Linked DNA regions of Homo sapiens: region 1 is linked to region 2. Evidence: chromatin loops called from intact Hi-C (ENCODE). Cell type or tissue: PC-3. All regions are shown on one strand. Region 1 overlaps OSBP2 (oxysterol binding protein 2). Region 2 overlaps OSBP2 (oxysterol binding protein 2).

Region 1 (4,000 bases), 50 kb after region 2:
AAAAAAAAAAAAAGCCACAGGTTCCCTACTCTTTGAAGCAGAAAGGACATAACAGACACTGTCATGTCTGAGAAAACATACAATCATTTTTGAAAGGCAAAATAAGTATTGCTCATCAGGAGAACCTGTGTTTGACACTTCCTCGGGTTGTCCTGGGATGGCTGATTCTGTCCCCCAGCCTGGGACATTGTCACACTGCTTATGGGAATGTCAAATGGTGTAATCACTTTCGAAGATGATGTGGCAATTTCTTAAAAAGTTAAACATATATGTACCCTGAGTCAGCCATTCTATTCCTAAATATTTACCCAAGATAAAAAAACGTGTATGTCCACAGAAAGATTTGTATGCAAATGTTCACAGCAGCTCTGTTATGGCCGAACCTGGAAACAACTCAAATGTCCATCCACAGGCAACAGATAAATACACTGTGGTGCGTCCACACAATGGAACACTACTCAGCAATAAAAAGCAACACACTAGTGACGCAGGCAACAACACAGATGGATTTCAAAACAGTTACACTGGGTGACAAAAGCCAACTAGAGTACTTGCAGTACAATCCCATTTGTATGAAATCCTAGAAAATGCAGCCGGGCGCAGTGGCTCACGCCTGTAATCCTGGCACTTTGGGAGGCCGAGGCAGATCACCTAAGGTCAGGAATTCGAGACCAGCCTGGCCAAGATGGTGAAGAAAAAAAAAGAAATCCTAGAAAATGCAAACGATCACACAAGAAAGTAGATTAGTGGTTGTCTGCAGGAGGTGGAAGGGGCTGAGGAGGAATTACAAAAGGGCATGAAGAGAATTTGGAATGATGAATGTGTACATTATCTTGATTGTGGTGATGGTTTCATGGGTGCATAAATGTCAAAACTTATCTGACTGTACACTATAGGCAGTTTACTGCTTGCCAGTTATGATTTTTTGATTTTGAGACAGAGTCTCACTCTGCCGCCGTGGCTGGAGTGCAGTGGCGTAATCTCGGCTCACTGCAACCTCCACCTCCTGGGTTCAAGAGATTCTCCTGCCTCAGCCTCTCAAATAGCTGGGAATACAGGTGCCCACCACCACGCCTGGCTAACTGTTGTATTTTTATAGAGATGGGGTTTCACCCTGTTGGCCAGGCTGGTCTCAAACTCCTAGCCTCAAGTGATCCATCCACCTCGGCCTCCCAAAGTGCTGGGATTATGGGCATGAGCCACTGTGCCGAGTCTATGACTTTGGTTTTTAAGACATGGATTGAAAACAAAAAGAGTGGTTGTCCATCAGGAAACTCTACATTTCCCACATCCTCCAGCTGGGACAATCACTGCAAGCCTGTTGAGACTGGAGGCCCAGAACCTTCCTGTGGTCAGACCTCCTGTCTCCTGCTAGAAACCCAGTGTTCTCTTGGCTCACTCTGCCACCAGCCCCCACCTTCCCCTACTGGGCAGATGCGGCTCCCTGGTCAGCCCATTTGAGTCCACTCAGGGCCACCATTCACATCCCCTGGATCTTTGCAGGAAGCAGAGGTATATCAGATAGGATTCCATTTGTGATCGCACATCACCCTCTCAAGCTGGTGTTCCTGCGTCTCTCCACAAACACACACACCTCAGGCTGGGGCCTGAGCCACAGGACAAATGACTCAGTGTGTGGCATGAACCAGGGCATTAACTAAAGTCAGGAATGGCTGCCTTGGGGAGCAGGATGGAAAGAGAGGAAGGTGGGGGGAGCAGGGCTGCTGCTTTTTGAGAGAAGCATGACTTCCATACTCCCTTGTATGTGTATGAGTGGATGTAAAAAACAAAAACATCGGCCGGGTGTGGTGGCTCATGTCTGTAATCCCAGCACTTTGGGAGGCCGAGGTGGGTGGATCACCTGAGGTCAGGAGTTCAGGACCAGCCTGCACAACATGGTGAAACCCCATCGCTACTAAAAAAAAAAAAAAAAAAATTAGCCAGGCATGGTGGCGGATGCCTGTAATCCCAGCTACTTGGGAGGCTGAGACAGGAGAATTGCTTGAACCCGGGAGGTGAAGGTTGCAGTGAGCCGAGATCACGCCACTGTACTCCAGCCTGAGTGACAACAGCGAAACTCCGTCTCAAAAAAAAAAATTTTAAATATTAAAATAAAAACTGTACATGAGGCACAGAACCTTCTGTGGTCAGGCCTCCCACCTCCTGGGAAAGCCCAGCTCCCTGGTCACCCCACTGGAGGTTTTTACATTTGAGTCGTTTGAAACACCAGACCTTAGATCCACAAATGCCAAAGGAGTTCAATTTAAACAGTTTAGTTGTAGGCCAGGTGGGGTGGCTCACTCCTGTAATCCCAACACTTTGGGAGGCCAAGACGAGCGGATCACCTGAGGTCAGGAGTTCGAGACCAGCCTGGCCAGCATGGCAAAACACTGTCTCTACTAAAAATATAAAAATTAGCCAGGTGTGGTGGCGGGCGCCTGTAATCCCAGCTACTCGGGAGGCTGTGGCATAAGCATTGCTTGAACCCGGGAGGTGGAGGTTGCAGTGGGCTGAGATCGATCCACTGTACTCCAGCCTCAGCAACAGAGTGAGACTCCATCTCAAGAAAAACAAAAAACAAACAAAAAACAGTTTAGTGAAGTCTTAGTAGCCTGGGTGCATTACAACAATGTGGAAAATGCCAGAGTCACAGAGCTGTGACATTTACTCCGTGTCATGCGTGTCGGGTTCTTTATACGTAGCAGGGGCTGAGGAAAACTCACGGATGAGGTCGACTCCTCAGCAGCTGTGGCATGGATGAAATTTTTCACAGGACATGCTACTGGATCTTCACCGTGCCACATTCTGAGAGGAAATGGATCACTGTGGCATATCTGCAGCAGAAGCATTAGCACTGGGGTGCAGGAAATGGTACGAGGCAACTCGTGGTTTTCAAATAATGCTGAATAACAGTGCCTTTCTGCTCGCCCGGGGCTGTGGGCCCCTCAAGGACTGAACACTCAGCCTGAATGATCCTTCAGTTCTGGCATCTTGATTTGGCTTTGAATTGACTACAAATAGATGAAAGGTTTTTGCTTCGTACAGAATGAGAATCTGTCTGGCACACATGAAATACACATCTAAAAGGAAAAACAATGTGGAAAGGAACACCAAGGGGCAACAGACAGCCTGAGGAGGGAAGACAAGCTGTGGGGAGAGAGACACAAAGGGCAGGGGCTGCCCAGGTGGGCCAGGGTGGGCAGCAAGGACCAGCCTTCACCGGGAGAAAGACCACCCAGCCACCAAAAGGGCCGAGGGTTCTCCGTGTCCCCACACCTCAAGCATGAGGCTGGACCCCTCCTTTGTCCCCTCAGCTCTATTTCTACTTCATTCTGGAAAGGAACTGAGGATACTTTGAAAAAAAGGTACTTCTTTTCTCTCTGGCGCTTTCTCAGTGAAGGGCAAATGTGGGTTCTTGTCACTTGGGGTTACTTCGTCCAGCTCCTGCAGCTGCAAGTGTATCCAGGAAGGGAAGGGAGGCCAAGTGGCTGAGGCAGGAATGTGCTAGGTGACCATACCGCCCAGGACCACCCTCTGGAGGCATTTGCAAATGTCCCCATCCAAAAAACATGAGCCCTCAGTATATGAATAATGGTTTATAGATTTTATATATATGTTGTACTAGTTGACTTACACTTTATGTATATTATACAACATATATAAAAACCAAAATTTTAAGGCCAGGCATGGTGGCTGATGCCTGTAATCCCAGCACTTTGGGAGGCAAAGGCAGGCAGATCACCTGAGGTCAGGAGTGCAAGACCTGCCTGGCCAACATGGCAAAACCCTGTCTCTACTAAAAATACCAGAAAAAAAAAAAAAAAAAAAAATTAGCTGGGTGTGGTTGTGGGCGCCTGTAATCCCAGCTACTCGGGAGGCTGAGGCAGGAGAACCACTTGAACCCGGTGGGCAGAGGTTGCAGTGAGCCGAGATCAGGCCACTTCACTCCAGCCTGGGCAAAAAAGCGAAATTCTGTATCTATCTGTATATATATACACCA
Region 2 (4,000 bases):
CTTCAAGGAGATCGTGACCGTGATCACAGAAAGAGCCTGGCATTTCCAATTAAGAATGAGTCCAAACAATGATTCCAACTGTGAGCGGCTATCTGCAGCCACTTAAATTACCTGCTTTGCACAATACAAGCAGCAGCTCCTGCCAGCATTTGGAAGGCCAAGGCAGGAGGAGCACTTGAGGCCAAGAGTTCAAAACCAGCCTGGGCAACATAGCAAAACCCCATCTTTACAGGAAAAAAAAAAATTAGCCAGGTGTGGTGGCACATGCCTGTAGTCCCAGCTACTTGGGAGGCTGAGGTGGGAGGATCGCTTGAGATGGGGAGGTCGAGGCTGCAGTGAGCCATGATCATGCCACTGCACTCCAGGCAACAAAACGAGACTTTGTATCTTAAAAAAAAAAAGAAAGAAAAGAAAAAAGAAAAAGAAAATTAACTGCATAGTTCATATCATTTACATATATATACAGAAATCAATTCTGGATACATTAAGGACTTCAGTGTGAATCTTGAAAACTGAGCTGGTAAGAAGGGGGCAAGGGCAGAAGGGCAGAGAGGGATGGTGGGAGTGAAGTAGGCACAACAAAGATGAAGGCTCATACTGGAAAAAGTGCCCAGAATGTCCCAGGACAGTGAGATGCTTCCTGGTCACTTGTTCTGCTTGGCCAAAGCAGGCAAAGAGGAGCAGGAGGAGAAAGGTCAGATCATCACCAGAAAGAGCTACCAGGGGTCAGGGTGAGGTCAAAGTAGGCACAGAAACAGCCATGGGAGAAGGCAATTAACTTTGGGCCAAGGAGATCAGAGAGGGTGGTTAACAGGTTCTCCTGTGGTGCTGACTTTGAGTGCTGATCACAGCAGCAGGATGGGGGCTGTTGGTGGCCATAAGTGGCCTCCCATCAGACTCTCACCCATGCCTGGATTGGGACCTCTGCATCTGGAATGTCCCTTGGGAAAGCTAAAGAGTGGATTCAGTACAGTCAAGTGAGCCACCTCCCACTAGATAACTCCAGAGAACAGGGGCAGTGCCAGCATCACCCCCAATTCAGAAGGGCCCTACCCTTGATTTAATTCTCAGCTGTCTTGAAATTCTTAATAATTTTTGCAAGGGGCCCTATATTTTCATTTTGCATTTGCCCCACAAGTCAAGAAGCAGGTTTTGCTAGGGGATGACAGTTCCAGGGACCACTTCTCTGAACCCCAACCACCAAGGACAGTGGATCGGTGCCAGGGTCCCAAGAAGTCCTGTCTGGCTTGGGTTCCAGCCACGTACAACATAAACCAACTTCGTTTAGAATGCCTTCCGTTGGTTTTCCACACAATGGCAGGAGACAGTGCAGCTGACGAGCCATCAAAGAGCAACAACAAATAATAACTGAACTAGTAAGGACACTTCATGCTTTTTGGTTAGTCAATTGCAAGTGAAAACAAGGCACATTATACTGGCCAAAGAATAATCTCTCAGAATGATGGAAGTCTAATGTAGGGAAGCTTACAGCAAGGTGTTGTCCACACCCGCCCCAAGCATCATGAACCAGAACGTTCTTGCCAAGGGTGATGGGGCTGCTAGAGGGAAGCATTCACACCCTTTGACTCAGCGATTGCATTCTTGGCAATGTGTCCCGGAAAGAAACACAAAGGAAAAACTTTACATGCCAAAGATGCTCAGGCAGCAGTTGGCTACAGTGATCTGGGAAGAACCTAAATGTCTAACAGAAGGAAAAGGCATTCCACAGCCTTCCAACGAATAAACACAAAGCCTGCGATAACGTGGGAAAGTGTTTATGATGTACAGCCATGTGAAAATGACATTTTTTTTTTTTGGATCTCAATGATATTAAAAGGATGTTTGTATAAAGGAAAAACATTGACCAAAAATAGAGACCTAAAAACAGTGGCAAAGGGATAATGGCGCTATGGAAACGCCATGCTCTTGAACATCTGGAATTGTTGTCTAAACAGTAAATAACCCTTAAAAATAATGAATGCCTAGGGCACAGAAGATTGGTCCTGCTGAATCTCAGAAAGTCTGGCCAAAAACAAAGCATGTGTGCTGGGGGACAGGTGAGGAGTGGGATTTGGGGAAGGGATTTTGCCAGGCAGATGAGCAGTTACCAAATGGTTAATGAACTAAGAGTCACATTCCAGGGGCCCTGTCCCGTACAAACTATGCTGCTTCTAATGTAAAAATATCCGCGGTGGAGGGATGCACCCAGTGGGCCTGACCAGGAAAGACACTTGTCCTCTAACCAGCCCCACCTATGGCCGAAAGGCTGATGGCCATGCCAGGTCAGGATGCGGCAGGCAGCCCCAGGGCGCTGTCCAGGTGGGGTTCCATTCCCCAAGTCTGTGGCCTCCTTCCGCCTTGACACACCACCCAGTGTGAGCAACTACTATTTCTGAAGATATGCGTCAGGAATCATTACTCAACACACACGTCACAGGGAAACAGGACATAAAAGGAAATTTATCTTTGGCAGCCCAAAGCCCATAACTTCATTTTTATTCATATTGCTCATCTATTTGATCAGATGCTGCTGCTGGTTTGAGCTGACTGGCACTTTATAGGAAAACCAGATGCCAGGAGAATGAATCTGCAGTGGGCAGGGCCGGGCCCTACAGGACACTCCCTGATGAGGTCAGAAGAAGATGTACATCCAGCAAACCCCTCAGTCCCAGCTCCAGCTCAACCCCATGCATCCAGACTCAGGCCCCTCTCTCCATTTCACTAGCCACCTTGAGATCTTTTCACTGAAGTCTCCCAAGCCCTGCTCCCACTTTGGCCCCCGTCGGGTCACCTGTCTTAGCCTGGCACCTAAGCAGCCCTCTCTTTGCCCAGAGGCAACAGAGGTCATTGTGCTACCTTCAGGACCAGTCAAATATTATTACTAATAATTGTTTTTATTAACAGGGCTGTTGCATATGGTTGAGCAGGTTGTACATTGCACAGCCCTAGGAAGTGCCATTCACAACAGACACTATAGATTTATTTTTATTACAATGCAAATCCAGCAAATGGAAGAGTCTCGTTCTGACAAATCAGAACAATTTTAAACTATTACAACAGTTTACAAATAAGTAGAGGTAAGGGCCCGGCGTGGTGGCTCACGCCTGCAATCCCAGCACTTTGGGAGGATTTGGTTCACGCCTGTAATCCCAGCACTTTGGCAGGCAGACCATTTGAGTTCAGGAGTTCAAGACCAGTCTGGCCAACATGGGGAAACCCCATCTCTACTAAAAATACAAAAATTAGCCAGGCGTGGTGGCAGGCATCTGTAATCCCAGCTACTCGGGAGGCTGATGCAGGAGAACAGCTTGAACCCGGGAGGCAGAGGTTGCAGTGAGCCGAGATTGCACCACGGCACTGCAGCCTGGAAGACTCCAGAGCAAGACTCCGTCTCAAAAAAATAACTAAACAAAAAATAAGTAGGGGTAAAGGGTCTTGAGGAAGAGGCATCCTTTTCTAATCCACGCGAGGTGCCAAGTGAGCCCACAGCAGCCCTGCACGCCAACCCGTGAACGCCAAATGAACCAGCTCCCTGGAGAGCACGCTATGTTCTCCAGGCTCCTTGGGGCTACCAGTGGCAAAGAACCTTGACTGCCTGGCTGGGGGAGCCTGGGCCTGTCCCAGCCCCATCGCCTCCACACTGTCAATGCCTTCCTCACTGTCACTGGGCATGCTGTGGCACAGTGAACAGCCACAAGCGCACAGGGCTGGTGCTTGGCCCACGAGGGTCTCCTCTTCTCTGCTGCACTGCCCCATCATGACCCTCTTTTCCCTCCAGGCCCTTCCAGTCCAGCACAACTGCCCCCTCGCTACCTAGGGGCTCAGGGTTGGCATGAAGCCTGTTTGCTGAGGGGGACTTCTGCATAGCCAATACAAGCACTGGGGGAAGCCTGCTCTGCCCACCTCTCCCCCGTCTCCTCTCCTCCTTCCTTGAGCTCTCGCCCTCTCTACCTGTAGGCCTGCCCTTCACACAGTGACACTCACATGCACACAGGTGTGC

The links. Hi-C counts contacts between places; a loop is a spot of excess contacts. Peaks named below come from ENCODE experiments on the same cell type or tissue, not always from the same donor. Only the 100,000 strongest peaks of a DNase experiment are listed, where the experiment ranks them.
Region 1: it touches region 2 in a loop (3-fold over the local background); 1 of 110 quality-filtered maps calls a loop at or near these places.

What each region holds. Positions count from the first base shown.
Region 1 is chr22:30,779,079-30,783,078 of GRCh38, reverse strand. The region is part of intron 2 of OSBP2 (oxysterol binding protein 2); the gene reads right to left. Among named protein-coding and RNA genes, the nearest start is that of MIR3200, 50 kb to the right of the region's middle. RefSeq lists an enhancer at 2,719-3,219. In PC-3, no CTCF peak of the experiment used is centred here; a DNase peak (open chromatin) is centred at 1,608; H3K4me3 peaks cover 257 bases; H3K27ac peaks cover 1,811 bases.
Region 2 is chr22:30,828,702-30,832,701 of GRCh38, reverse strand. All of the region lies in intron 2 of OSBP2 (oxysterol binding protein 2), which reads right to left. Among named protein-coding and RNA genes, the nearest start is that of MORC2-AS1, 92 kb to the left of the region's middle. RefSeq lists enhancers at 1,810-2,310, 2,311-2,811, 1,747-2,946. In PC-3, no CTCF peak of the experiment used is centred here; DNase peaks (open chromatin) are centred at 1,601 and 2,421; H3K4me3 peaks cover 398 bases; H3K27ac peaks cover 3,505 bases.